2 separate regions of the Homo sapiens genome follow, and region 1 is linked to region 2. A link is a contact called in ENCODE Hi-C data. All regions are on one chromosome and are shown on one strand. The core of a region is the stretch at or near the end of the contact, and the rest is flanking DNA. Distances in the headings are between cores, read along the strand shown. Region 1 overlaps ALOX5AP (arachidonate 5-lipoxygenase activating protein). Region 2 overlaps LINC00426 (long intergenic non-protein coding RNA 426).

The links. Hi-C counts contacts between places; a loop is a spot of excess contacts on that map. Pooled maps may share reads with other maps.
Region 1: a loop to region 2 is called in a pooled map, with 3 times the contacts of the local background. The contact joins two enhancer-like sites. A Hi-C loop is called at or near these places in 4 of 37 single-sample maps with no recorded cell type and 8 of 50 pooled maps.

Annotation. Positions count from the first base shown.
Region 1 is chr13:30,738,736-30,746,269 of GRCh38, forward strand. ALOX5AP (arachidonate 5-lipoxygenase activating protein) reads left to right here. Exons shown (of 5, transcript NM_001629.4): 2 at 5,325-5,424. It overlaps LOC124903146 (a long non-coding RNA gene), which reads right to left. Exons shown (of 3, transcript XR_007063743.1): 2 at 5,774-5,904. Among named protein-coding and RNA genes, the nearest start is that of ALOX5AP, 7.0 kb to the left of the region's middle. RefSeq lists silencers at 1-30, 5,644-5,713 and an enhancer at 4,940-6,139. Within about 2 kb of position 1,461, at least 9 of the 41 ENCODE cell types and tissues checked have a DNase peak (open chromatin) inside an H3K27ac peak, as active enhancers do.
Region 2 is chr13:30,342,125-30,349,376 of GRCh38, forward strand. All of the region lies in intron 4 of LINC00426 (long intergenic non-protein coding RNA 426), which reads right to left. It overlaps LOC124903145 (a long non-coding RNA gene), which reads left to right. Exons shown (of 2, transcript XR_007063742.1): 2 at 2,832-5,044. Among named protein-coding and RNA genes, the nearest start is that of LINC00427, 26 kb to the left of the region's middle. Within about 2 kb of position 4,452, at least 2 of the 41 ENCODE cell types and tissues checked have a DNase peak (open chromatin) inside an H3K27ac peak, as active enhancers do.

The sequences.
Region 1 (7,534 bases), core at 211-2,710, 390 kb after region 2:
AAGGATGTCCTCCCGCAGGAGGCTGTTCCACATCTGCTCTGGTTGTAGGGGGAGCTGGCAGGCATTAGCAGCGGCCTCTTTCCCCCAAGAGAGGCAGCCTCCTCCAAGTTTTGGCGACATTATGGCCCTGCAATCATAAGGGTTTGTGAGCATAGTGCTAAGGAGGGAAATGGAGCTGCTGTTACTAGTTCCACCCCAACACACACACACACACTCACAAGAAACCTCACAAGCACCGTATTGGAAGACTTTGCCATCCAACCTGGGATTTGACAGGCTCTAGAAGCAGAATCATAGACTCATGAAGTTCCCCCAAAGCAGGAATCTTCCTTACAGTAACCCCCAACCACCCCCCTCCACCGCCTCCACCGGCTGCTTCTTCCTGAACACTGCAGTGTTTGGAAAACTCACAAACTTCCAAGCTTGCCTTTCCTATTGTTGCATGGATTGAAAGCTTGCGTTGTGTGAAGAATGGCGCTTCCTGCTGTGCTTAGTTTTATCTCATATAATCTTTGCACCATTTAATCCTTGCACTCACCCACTCATGCAACTGCCTTTGCAGAGACTGGAGGGGCCGCTGTAGGCTGACCTTTCCTTCACTGTACCTATTTTGTTCCCTGCTTTATTCCCCTGCACCCAGGACACTGCCTGGCACAAAGACAGGTCTTTATAAGTGTATGCAAGTGAATAAAGATATATATATTATTATTGTTATTTTTGAGACAGTTTCACTCTGTCACCCAGGCTGGAGTGCAGTAGCGCAATCTCAGCTGACTGCAACCTCTGCCTCCCAGGCTCAAGTGATTCTCATGTCTCAGCCTCCTGAGTAGCTAGGACTACAAGCATGTGCCACCACGCCCAGCTAATTTTTGTATTTTTAGTAAGGACAGGGTTTCACCATGTTGGCCAGGTTGGCCTCCAACTCCTGACCTCAAGTCATCCTCCTGCCTCGACCTCCCAAAGTGCTGGGATTACAGGCATGAAACCAGCCTAGAAATACATACTATTATTTATTCTTGTTTTACAGATAAGCAAAGTGAGTCATGGAGAATTTGGTTGAAAGTCCCAAGGTCAGGAGTCGTGAAGCTGGGATTAAAACCTAATCATCTGACTTTAGAGAGTAGACACTTGCTCCATGCATATTGCCTCCAATTCATTCATTCAAGCACTCCCTGCTCAAGAAGTTCTTTCTTATGTTGAGCTGAAATCTGCAGCCCTATGCGTTTTACCCAGCAGTCCTGGTGCTGTTCCCTAAAATCACTTAGACTGTGCCTGCTCTTTCTGTGTTTACAGTGTCAGCTGTAATATCCCCCTCTTCGGCCTAACGTTTCTGAAGTCCCTTGCCACTGGGTCTCCTCTCCTCTTCCTGTGTTCTTTCTAAGAACACCTATGCAGATAGGTGTCTTCTGTACAGGGAAGCTGTTCCTGAGATCCGGGCATCGACTCTGTTAGAATAATCTACGTATGAGTTATTTTTTTGAGAACTATGTGTCATTGCTGACTCATATTAACTCTGTGGTTAACTAAAATCTCAAGATCTCTTTATGTTTGTTGAGAAACTTATTTAACTTCTCTGGCCCTCCGTTTCCTTCACTGAGCAGTGGAGTGATTGATAACCTCCACCTGTGGTTGCTGAAGGTCTTGCACAAGATGATATAGTTAAAGTAGCTAGCAGTGCCCACGTACGGCGGATGCCTCACAACGGTTTGCAGCCATCTCTCTATCTGTGTCTTTGTCTCTCTCTCACACTGGTTTTGGCTTACTGTTAGCAGCTAGCCGAGATAAGTGTGTTTATGGTCTTTGCATGTATTGTTTCTGTAGCATACTGGAGGATTACAAGAGGTTGGGGAGTGAGGGGGCGGTGAGGAGTAGACAAAGGCAGCCAACTCTTCCAAGTTTAGCTTAGAAGGAAGGAGCGGTAAACCCTAGTTGAATGTTGGACTGAAGCAGGTTTGTTTTTGTTTTGTTTAAAGGATAGGGAAGATCTGTGCGTGTTTCCAGGATAAAGAAAAGGAGAGAATATGATATTAAAGATTCTGGAAGTGGGAGAAGGAGCAATGAAATACAGACTTGAAGTCAGTGGCATGGACAGGGTCAAGATCACAGTTAGAGGATGCAGCCTTAGAGAAAAGGAAGGGGCTCGGTTCTCTGAGCAAGGAGGGAAAGAAGAGAGGCAGATGCAGAGAAGTACGGCACATCGTGCTGCTGGTTGTAGAAATAACCTCTGACTTTTAATAAAGTCATCCCTCGGTATCCCTGGGGGATTAGTTCTATGACCTCCCTCGGATGCCAAAATTCGTGGATGCTCAAGTCCCTGATATAAAATGGCATAGTATTTGCATTTAACCTACACACATCCTCCATATCCTTTTTTTTTTTTTTTTTTTTTTTTTTTTTTTTTTTGTGAGATGGAGTCTTGCTCTGTCGCCCTGGCTGGAGTACAGTGGCTCGATCTTGGCTCACTGCAAGCTCCGCCTCCCGGGTTCATGCCATTCTCCTGCCTCAGCCTACAGGTGCCTGCCACCACGCCCAGCTAATTTTTTTTTTGTATTTTTTAGTAGAGACAGGGTTTCACCATGTTAGCCAGGATGGTCTCGACACATCCTCCATATACTTTAAGTAACCTCTAGATAATCTCTAGATTACTTGTTTTGTCTTTTTTTTTTTTTTTTCTTTTTGAGATGGAGTTTCACTCTTGTCACCCAGGCTGGAGTGCAATGGTGCAATCTCAGTTCACTGCAACCTCCGCCTCCTGGGTTCAAGCAATTCTCCTGTCTCAGCCTCCTGTGTAGCTAGGATTACAGGCCCCTCCCCACCCCCACCCCCCAACAACTGGCTAATTTTTGTATTTTTAGTAGAGATGGGGTGTCACCACGTTGGCCTGGCTGGTCTTGAACTCCTGACCTCAGGTGATCTACCCGCTTCAGCCTCCCAAAGTGATGGGATTATAGGCATGAGCCACTGTGTGTGGCCTAGATTACTTATAATACCTGATAGAATGTAAATGCTATGTAAACAGTTGTTATACTGTATTGTTAAAAGACAGTAACAAGAAAAAAAATCTGTACATGTTCAGTCCAGACAAATGGTTTTCTGTTTTTTTTTTTTTTTTTTAATATTTTTGGTCAGTGGTTGGTTGACTCCAGGAATGCAGAACCCGCAGATATAGAAGGTTGATTATGCGTTCAGAGGCAGGGAATACCATCTTGGGTTCCAGAAAGAAAATGATCAGCATTTTCTGTCATACTCTGGTAAAAACAGATCTTTTGAATGGACAGGTGTATTAAACCCTGTGGAGCTGGCTGGGCCTGGCGGCTCACGCCTGTAATCCCAGCACTTTGGGAGGCTGAGGCAGGTGGATCACGAGGTCAGGAGTTCGAGACCAGCCTGGCCAATATGGTGAAACCCCAACTCTACTAAAAATACAAAAATTAGCCGGGCGTGATGACGCATGCCTGTAGTCCCAGCTACTCGGGAGGCTGAGGCAGAAGAATCGCTTGAACCCTGGAGGTGGAGGTTGCAGTGAGCCGAGATCACGCCACTGCACTCCAGCCTGGGCAACAGAGTGAGACTCCGTATCTAAAAAAAAAAAACAAAAACCTGTGGAGCTGATGAAATCCTGCAGGGAGCTTCACGGTGACAGCAAGAGGAGAAACACATCCCCATATGCCCCGCAGAGTTTGAAGTCCCGGCTGCACCTCTCCCCAGCAGCAGGTTGACTCTGGAAAGTTGCAGCGTTCTTACCTACAGAGTGGGAACAGTACTACCCATTGCACAGAGTGGGTGCAAAGCTCTGTGACGGAATACATGGCAAGTGCCCACCACATTGCCTGGGATGAGGTGGGCCCTTCCTTTACGTAAGAGAGCCCTACAGATACACTCAAAGTGGGCACATTCCTACAGAAGGAGTGTTATTTGTGTAGAAAAGAAAAACATGAAAGGCTTTTATTCCTATACACAATAAAGCACCCCTTTAATGTCTTTTTGAGGAGGATAATATGAAATTGATGAAAAGGAACCCTGTGGTTGGATCCCTGACAATCACATGTATCCCTTTTTTCACTCTTGAAAAAGGAGTAAAGGAATAAAATAGAAGGGGAGAGGGGGCAGAGAGACCTTCACCGCCCCCCCCCCACCCCCCATCATCCAATCTATAGTCAAACCCTCCAGACTGTGTCTCCTTGGCATCTCTGACACCCCCACCGCCACCACCCCAGTCAATTCCTATCTTATCCCCCTATCCTGGATCTGATTCTGCTAAGTTCCTGCCACACTAAAGACAGGGTGGCTTTCTGATGACAACATTCCTCTGCTTAAACCTGTCAGTAATTCCTTGTTGCTCTCAGACGGAACTAAGTTCTGAATTTCTTCACACGGCTCTCAGCAAGGTCACAGTCACCCTGCTAGGCCCCAGGGGCAAATCTCAATGGTCATCTTCTTGAAGACCTGGCTCAGTTATTTCTTTCTCATTGAGGCTCACGACCCCACCTTCTTGCATGCCTCAAACGGCCCCTTACCATGCTCTTCTTTCGCCCATAGCTCAGCACACCATATCATTTTAATTTATGTATTTTGCTTAATGTGGATGATCTGTCTCCTCCTCTGCTGTCCTCACCAGAGCATCAGTTCCTCAAACCAAGGCTCTTTGTTTTGTTCTTGGATGCAAGCTAAATGTCTGGCATGTGGCAAATGGTCATAGATACATGTCATTGAAAGAATGATTCATCACCTCCCTCTTTGGCCTTGTCTGTGGTTCTACCAAATCCCATTCCCTCCCCAGTGCCCTCCATTCCCCCTCCTTGGCTGAACATTCTGAACCACAGACAGTTCTTTACCCTGAACCTTTGCATATTTTGTTCTCTTAGCTTAGAGCGGCCCCTCTCCCTCCGTCTGCTTGGCTAATTTCTACTTGTTCTTCAGATTTTATCTTAGATGTCATTCCCTCAAGGAATCCTTCTGTGACTCAACATGGAATTAAGTTGCCTCCTTTGACCCTGAAAGCACCATGTACTCAATCTCATCTTGGCATGACTCACTTTGCTGTGTGGAATGTCTGCTTTCCTTGTTTGTCTATTCCTTTAGACTGTAAGATCCTAGAAAGTGGGGGCCGTGCCTTGCTCATGACTGTGTTTCTAACACCAAACACAGTGTTCAGTAGAGAGCAGCTGCTGAGTACGTTTCTGCTAAATGACAGTTGATGGAGGACATTTAGGGTTGCTTGGAGGTCAAGTCAAGGAGGCATTTAACATTCTAGTAAAACAAGGAAGTAACAGGCTCCTGAACATGCCCACAATGAACCAGATGCAAACCTTTTCCCTTGGCAGGATTCTTTGCCCATAAAGTGGAGCACGAAAGCAGGACCCAGAATGGGAGGAGCTTCCAGAGGACCGGAACACTTGCCTTTGAGCGGGTCTACACTGCCAAGTGAGTCCTAACCCTGATGTTGCTAATAAGTGGGGGCATGGGCAGGGGGGCCTCCTTCTAGGAGTGATGACCACCCTTAATACCACATGTCTGTCTGAGCCAAGTTTCTGAGCGCCAGGGAGGTGAGGAAGGTTGGACTTCACCAGAGAGGCTTTGTGGACACCCTTTATCATCTTAGTGAGTGCTAGTGTCAAAACAAAGGGAGTGGGGATATGGGGCACATTGGTGGAGGGAGGTGTGATCTCTGCAGCTTCAGAAAGATCTGAAAGAGTCATTTGGTTAGAGAAGTTGACCTATTTCCTGTGGGGTTAGACCAGGGTTGCTACTGTGAACACCAGCCATGACTCACCAGTCACCTTCAGAAGCCACAGGCAGGACATGCTGACGACAGCCTTCAACTCACCCACCCCTTGCTCCCCTGCGGGTGGAAGTCTGGAGGTGACACCACTGCATTTTCTAACACGGGGGCTCCTTGAGCAACTAGAACAAGAACAGAAAGAATGGGGACATTAGCAGGTGCTTTCCCCCTCTCTCATTCTTTTCTTTGAATAAAAAGGTTGTTTGAAAACACCTGAGCGGCTCCTAAAGATGGGTGCAATCTATTCGGGATGCAAATCCGAATGAATGTTATTCAAATGCTCCTCTCTTCTTTATGCAGAGTGTATTTCAAGGCTCAGCCAGTGGCAGGCATGCTGGGGACTATGGACTACGGACTAGGGGCCTGTCACAGAGGAAGGCCTCATGCTAGAGAGCTAAGGGAGGAGCTGGCCTTCAGTTCCATCCCAGGAGCAACTTTGATGTTCCCAGAGATCCTTCCAAAGGGGGAGTCATGGTCACCCAAGAAAAATGTATTCAGAATGCCAAGAATGGTGCAAACTCAGGACAAAGATTCACACTGCAGGGTTGGAGTCCCTGGGCTTGCTGCTGGCACCATGGGAGGGAGGGTCCCCTTCAGGGGTACCGTTGGTTTCCTGTGAATTAAACTGGCTTCAAGGGATCTCGACTGAACAGGCCTATATCACACTCACTGATATACTCTCTCTTCAGTCCTTCTCCTCATCTAGGTATTTTTAATTGTTTCAGTGAGGTGTAGGCATGAGGGGATTGGAGGGGGCATCTCCTCCATTGCAGTTTTTCATTGGCTGCTTTGCTCCCTCAGCTCCGAAATCGCTGGGCCACTCTCGAACGCATTAGTACGGTAGTCACAGGTTGATTGCCTGGCCCCTTGCCCTCTGTGGGCATTTTCCCTTTCAGACAGCCCCTGAGTACTCACAGTGCTGCTACAGTGGGCCACCTAGATCTCCCTCTTTCTCCATGCTCCCACGTGCTCTGGGCTCCACTCCCTTCTCCCAAGCACTTCTGTCCAGGGCTATTCCAGCAGTCTGACCTCAAGGAAATCCTTTGCTAAACTGATTATAGAGAGGTTTCTATTTTAACATTTAGGTCTTCCATGTATTAATTCTCAGAATCAATTTAAGATGTTTAAAGGTGTGATTTAAGACATTTTAAAACCATTTGGAGGAGAGTACAGAAATTATGTCACTTGCTGTCAGCCTCTTTGCACCATCTGCAGAGAAAGATACTAGAGTCCCGCCTTGGACACATCCACATGCAAGAGGTGCAAAGAAGGTGTCTTTGATGAGGCAAGGTCAAAACTTCTCCCCAGACGAAATCCAAAGAAAGCATTCCTACTATGCTATATCAGTTTGGAAAGAAAAACTTCTGCCAGGTGACTGCATTCTCACTGGTCACATTGTGTTCCTATGGACTCCTCAGCTCAACCAATTTGGAGAAGTTATGGTGCAATTTCACCATATCTGGTTAGAAGTTAAGTTTCCAATTTGCTGGCAATGAAGAAGAAATGGAGCAGGCCAGGCTGTGTAGTTTCTGCCACGTGCCCCCGGGAGTGAACAGCTCTGTTTGTAAGAAGCCATGGTGCTTAGACCTGGGCTCGCTAGTTGCCAGCCTCCAAATTGCAGAAGTGCCCTTTGGTTGGTGGCTATGCTGTGTCACTTGGGAAGGTCGTTTGGAAGTTCCACAGTCGTTGTGGGGTGCCAGAGATTAAAAAGCGTAAGAGGAGAGTGGAAAGTGATTGTTGCTGCTTGGGCAT
Region 2 (7,252 bases), core at 3,202-5,701:
CATTGTAATCTCAATAAGTATGAAAAGAGAAATATAGAAAATGAGCAGCATTGCTTTTTATCTCATCACCACTCACTGAGCACCTACTGCATACTCGCCTCCAAGCAGGCGTCCCCTCCCTAACAACAGCACAAGCAGGCATTATTCATCCATTTTCACAGCTACGTAAACTAAGCTGTAGAAGTTCAATAACTTGCCCGGGCTCATACTTCTGGTATGAAGTGGAGCCTGGCTTCCAGCCCAGCTCTGTCTGCCTCCAGCGCCTTTCTCTGCACTGTTCAGCAATGCCTGGCTACAGAACACGGCCAGTGTGGCCAAGCATTTTCCATGACTGTCCCTGGAGCACATTAATTCACCTCCTGAAGTGAACCTCTTTGGGAAGATGAGCCTTTTCCAAAATCAATACTTTTCATTGTAGTTAAGCAATTATGACCTAAAAGAAAATTTTCACCATGATACTGAAAGCCACCAGCTTCACATAAACACCAAACGTGCTGTAACTGAGGAGGTAAGGGGCGAGTCCTTGTCACACATTTCTTGGAGGTCAGGTCAATCCACCTGTGAGCCCAAAATTATGCTGGCAGAAGGAAGAAGCGAGATGATTTTTAATTGTTATGAAGTGTGCTGGTAACTTAAGTTGTTCTGTATTTCCATCCTTGTTTTGAAACCAAGCTGAAGCTCTCTCTGTCTCTCTGTCTCTCTGCTTTCCCTACAAATTGGACAAGAGTTTCTTCTTGGCTTCCATATGACATCAGGTCTTTCCTAAATAAAAGCAATCAATGCAGGAAAAAAAAAAATTCAAAGATAGGATGCCACTCTCTTTCACAACGATTAGTAGTTTTATATTTCCTTCCAGTCTTGTTGATGTGGATTTAACTAGTACATATTTTTAAATGCTAAAAATTGTATGTATTTCTTTTTATACCTCACATTATATCATAAACATATATGTTTCTATATAACCTTTATATGACTAATTACATCATAAACATATTTGCATGTTTCTATATAACCTTTACGAATTTAACAACTGTATAATATTCCTTCAAGTTGATATACCCCAGTTTCTTAAACTATTTCTCTTCTGTTAAGTGTTTGTAGTGTTTCCCTAATATAAGTAATGTTTTGTTTTCACCTAGGTCTTAGAAAAAAAAATAAGTACTGTTAATAAACTTTTTTGGTGTATATACCCTTTTCCCTTTCACTGGAATTTTTATTTAAGCTAAACTGTCAGAAGTATAATTACAGGGCCAAGAGATTTGAATATTTTATGTTTGATCTTTCTTACATCCTGAACACATACATATTATTTTCAACATTCTTCCTGTCATCTTCTAAGCATAATCTGGGAGAAACAGTCAATTCATTTCTTCATTTCTCTCACCCTTGACTGGGCATTGGATTATAGTAGAGCTTGCTCACCCTCAAAGCTGCTGCCAATTTCTTCCTTCCTTTCCTCCTCTCCTCTCCTCTCGTCTCCTCTCCTTTCTTCCTACCTTTTCTCTTCTCTTCTTACCTTTTCTTTCTGACAGGGTCTTGCTCTGTTGCTCAGGCTGGAATACAGTTGTACAATCATAGCTCACTCCAGCCTCAACCTCCCAGGCTCAAGGGATCCTCCCAATTCAACCTCCTGAGTAGTTAGGACTACAGGTGCACAGCAACACACCCAGCTAATTTTTGTATTTTTTGTAGAGACAAGGACCCACTATGTTGACCGGGCTAGACTCAAACTTCTGGGCTCAAGTGATCCTCCAGCCTCAGCCTCCCAAAGTGCTGGGATTACAGATGTGAGCCATGGCGCCTGGCCAGCTGCTGCCAAATTTTGAATATAAGCTAGACTTCTTGAAAAGTCCCTATGTTTCCCATATAAATAGAAGGCCAGAAAGATTTTTTTAAAATTATTACTCAGTGCTGGCAAGGGTACAAGGAAATAGACACTAATAAATTTCAATGAGTATAGACTGGTACAAACTTTCTGGAAAGCAATTTGGTAATATATGGGAATGCATTTAAAATGTATATATGCTTTAGGCCGGGCACGGTGGCTCACGCCTGTAATCCCAGCACTTTGGGAGATCGAGGCAGGTGGATCACCTGAGGTCAAGAGTTAGAGGTCAGCCTGGCCAACATGGCGAAACCCCATCTCTACTAAAATTATAAAATTAGCCAGGCATGATGGTGGGCGCCGGTAATCCCAGCTACTCAGGAGGCTGAGGCAGGAGAATCGCTTGAATCTGGGAGGCAGAGGTTGCTGAGCGGAGCTGAGAGCACATGACTGCACTATAACCTGGGCAACAGAGAGAGACTCCGTCTCAAAAAATAAAATAAAATAAAATAAATAAAATAGAATGTATACATGCTTTAGTCCAACCATTCTATTTTAATAATTTATCATAAGAAGGAAAGTCAAGGTAGGTACAAATATTTGCTACAAGCATATTCTTTTTAGCAATCCTTATAATAGCAAAAATAAAAACAAATTTAATCCAACAAAAGGTGACTGGCTTAAGAAATTATGACACATCTGTATAATGGGTATCATGCAACCATTTAAAATTATAATTGCAGATGACAAGATATATTAGTCACATAAACACAGCCTCATAATATATGTAATGAAAAAAGTCATACAATAGCACTTATTATATTGTCTATTTGTGTAAAATATATATACCTAGATAGGAGTATGATATGCTCCAGTTGTTAACAGTATTTGTATCTGGATGGTGGAATCATTGGTGGTGAATAGTTTTGCCTTTTTATCTTTTACACCACAGGTATTTTGTGTTTATAATAAGAAAGAAAGCTTATTTTTTTCTCATTTATACCAGTTTCAGAAGCTTACAAGTGCACAAAAATGTTTCCTGCCGCCCCCACCAAGATGGAACAGGGACAAGAAGAACTGATCTGCATCATCCTCTAGATTCTGTGTGCGCTTCCTGATCCATGCCTCCAAATGACAAGGGTTACAGGCATGCAGCAATGAATGTAGGCAAAATCCTTTCTGTATCTAATTCAAAACACCAGTACCCCCAGTCTAGCAAAGGAAGTGAGAATGCCCCAACCACTCTAATCAGGGACATGGACAGTTCTCCCAGCAGAAGTAATGAGGGCCTCCTCTTGAGTCAAGAAGATACTATCTTCCCTCTGAATCCACAAAATGAATCCACAAAAGCTCTAGTAGCTAATTTTTCCTTTCATTAAAATAAAACAGGTGGTACAGTAAGTAAAGAGCTTATCAATTGCACATTAAACTAGAGGTAATGGGTACTGTACTCTCTGTATTACGTTTTCTATTGCTGTGTAACAAATTACCCCCAAACACAGTAGCTTGGCACAGCAAATGTGTGTGACCTCTCACAGCATCTGAGGGTCTGGAAACTAGTAAGGTGGGGCTGACTCAGGGGCTCTCACAAGGTTGCTGTCAAGTCAGGGCTGCAGTCACCTGAAGGCTTGACTGGGGCTGGAGGAGCCACTTCCAAGTGTGCTCACAGTGTTCATGGCTTCAGGCCCTCACTGGCTGTTGGCTAGAGTCCCCATGGCCTCTCCATAGACTGTCTGCATGTCCTTTTGACATGAGAGCTGGCTTGAGAATTAGTGATCTGATAGATGAGGGGAGAGAGAGAGAGAGGGAGAACATGAGAACTAATCTTAAAAATAAACTCCACTGGGTTCTGCTGTGTCCTATTGGTCACATAGATCAACTCTGCCACAGTGTGGGAGGGGACTACACCAAGGGTGAACACCAGGAGGTGGGGACCATCACAGGCCATCTTGAAGGTCACTGACCACATTCCCCAATCAAAGGCCTGCCTCCCCAACACAGCCCACCACCACTACCTCAGTCAGAGAACTGGGGACTCAGGAACTTAAAGCCATCTCAAAGAAATACAGTTGGGAGACCATGGTTGCAAATGAGTCCACGAAAGCTCTAATAGCTAATTTTTCCTTTCATTAAAATAAAACAGGTGGTACAGTAAGTAAAAGAGCTTATCAATTGCACATTAAACTAGAGGTAATGGGTACTCTATAACTCATTTCCATTTCATTGTGCTTTGCTTACTAGAAGCTTTCAGATTTCCCTGGCAGCAGTTTCAAGGAGATTCTGATAGACTTATTTTGCTTAGATGCAGACACTGTGCACACTGAGAAGGCTTTTTCTCTGTGTCTGGTCCTATGTGCAGTGTTAGCGTGGCTGTCATAGATTTGCTCTGCGTCTTGCTCTGGCTATTGTCCTAAAGGCACAATTTTGGCCAAATGTAGTTTACTACTTGGTTAAGGGGAAGTGATGTGGGGAGAAATCACAGTCCCTCAAGGCCTAACATCGAGGGATTTAAAGCCTTAACAACTGCCCATGCCTACTTCATTCCAGAGCTCGTCAGAGAACACCCAGCATAGGACCTGGGCTCTGCGGGCCCTCCCACCTCCCTTAGCTCCTGTGCTACCCAGCCCTTGCAGTACAAGCTGTACCTGTTGTCAACCTCCACTCACCACACCTACCCCAAGCCCAGACCACATTAACCTCCATGGCCACAGCTTCCTCTTCACCTCTTTCTGCCCTTTCTAGCTTCCAGCTAACTAAAAAAATTATTACCAACAAGGTCAACTGACAGTCTCCATATACTTGCCTCTAAATTTTGGAAGGTAATTGCTATAGTTTGATTATGGTTTATTTGACCCCAATAAATTTCATATTGAAATTTGATCCCCAATGTGGTGTTGTTAGGAGGTGGGGCTTAATAGGAAGTATTTTGAGTCATGAGGCAGATCCCTCATGAATGGCTTGGTGCTGACTTCTTGGTAACGAGTGAGATCTCATTTTCTTAGTTCCCGGAGGTGCTAGTTGTTAAATAAAAAGCCCAGTACCTCTCCTCTCTCTCTTGCTCTCTCTCTCACCCCGTGGTCTCTACATACCAGCTTCCCTTTGCCTCTTGCCATGAGTAGAAGCAGCCTGAGGCCCTCCCCAGAGGCAGATGCTGGTGCCATGCTTCTTGTACAGCCTGCAGAACTGTGAGCGAAATAAATCTCTTTTCTTCATAAATTACCCAGCCTCAGATATTTCTTTACAGCAACACAAATGGACTAAGACAGTAACCAAAGGTATCAGGTGAAGTGGAGTGGAAGAATTCATGTGACTTTTTATATTTTTCCAGTGACTTAGTAAGGTTGCTTAACCTCAGGGATGACAGAAGAGTGTTTTCTAGACCTGTTAAGTAAACGAATGAAGAGTTGGGGAAGGATAAATTTAAGTCTACTAGCCCTGTTTGACAAAATAAAAAGTTGGCAGCTCTATGATGTTCTCCCCACCCCTGTCCCATCCAAAAAAATCGTAATAATCTGGCCTGTGAAATCATACAGTTAGGAGACCCCCAGCTGAAGTCAGGAATGTCATCGTATTGTTCATATTGTTAGTTCCATGACTGCTGTCCTGCCTCTTGAGGTCAGAATATGAAGTAATGCCTGTCAACACTAAGATGTCCACATTGTCACTACATACTGTGCTGTATTTGCATTAGGAGGCTTGGCCAAGTAACAAGAGATGGAGAAGAATCTTATGGGTGTGATACAGAGTATATTCCAAAGTGGAAGAAGGGTTGGGGCATGGTGGTGTACACCTGTTGTCCCAGCTACTCAGGAGGCTGAAGAGGGAGGATCACGTGAGCCCAGGAGTTCAAGGCTGCAGTAGGCTATGATTGTGCCACTGCATTCCAGCCTGGGTGACAGAGCAAGACCCCCAACTCAAAAAAAAAAAAAAAAAAGTGGAAGAAGGGTTGTATTGTGGGGAAAGTTTACCTGCTTAAAGATTTGACACCAACTGGGGTAAGTCCAAGGGACCCAGTGGCGAACTCCCCTATCCTGGTCAACTTGATACAGGTGGCAGCTGGATAGTGTGGTATATAAACCCTGTGTAACTCAGGACACTCCCAGTGGGCTAGTGGCAAAAGCTGAACTCAGGCTAGTTTAGATAACAGGGTCAGGGATTGAAGTCAAGGATTTGAACGCCATCAGAATTCTTCTCCCTTTTTTTTTTTTTTTTGAGACACGGTCTCACTCTGTCCCCCAGGCTGGAGTGCAATGGCACGATCTCAGCTCACTGCAGCCTCTGCCTCCTGGATTCAAGTGATTCTCATGTCTCAGCCTCCTGAGTAGCTGGGATTACAGGCATGTGCCACCACACCTGGCTAATTTTTTTGAAGAGACAAGGTTTCACCATGTTGGCCAAGCTGTTCTCAAACTCCTGGCCTCAAGTGATCCACCCGCCTCGGCCTCTAAAAGTGCTGAGATTACAGGCGTGAACCACCACACCCAGCCTCCCCATCATAATCTCTGCTTTTCTCTTTGCATGTAGATTTCATTCTCTCCTCCTACAGAGGGCTTTCTTCACAGAGCAGTAGACATGGCAGCCCACCTTACCGGGGAAACAGCCGAATGACTCTGTGACCAAGGAAGAAAGGGTTCTTCTGCTAGGTCCAGCTAGGAGAACCCTGGTTTAGGACTCTGCTGGGTGCCAGGTCCATCCCTACACTAATTCCCATAGCCAAGAGGCCAGCTGTGTTATTAAAAGATGGAGCAGAAAGGCAGACAATAGCCCCTAAAAGCACATGGACCTAGAGCTGGACAGCCTTTGGTTCAAACCACTCACTAGCTGTGTCTTTGTGAAACTTACTCAGACCCTGTAGGCTTTACTTTATCTGAAAAACAGGGATAATGCTAATACCAACCACAAATTGTCATTGTGAAAATAATTTAAATGTGCCAATAAGTATAGAATACTAAATTTCATATCTTGCACATAATAAATGCTCAAAATGTCCATTGTCTATTTGGGCAATTATTAAAGCTTTGTTATCTGCTCAACACAGAGACCAAACCACAGTACCTGATCTTCTCCTTTGTACCCGAATGGTGCAGCCCTCTGGTTTCAACACTCCCCTATTTCTACAGCCAGACTGGAGTTATGTTGGATAATTAGGTTGGTGCAAAAGTAATCGTGGTTTGTGTAATTACATTTATTTATTTATTATTTATTGGGTTTTTTTTGAGATGGAGTCTCACTCTGTTGCCCAGGCTGCAGTGCAATGGTGTGATCTCGGCTCACTGTAACCTCCACCTCCTGAGTTCAAGTGATTCTCATGCCTCAGCCTCCCGAGTAGCTGGGATTACAGGTGCCTGCCACCACACCCGGCTAATTTTTGTATTTTTAGTAGAGATGGGGTTTCGCCATGTTGGCCAGGCTGGTTTCGAACTGCTG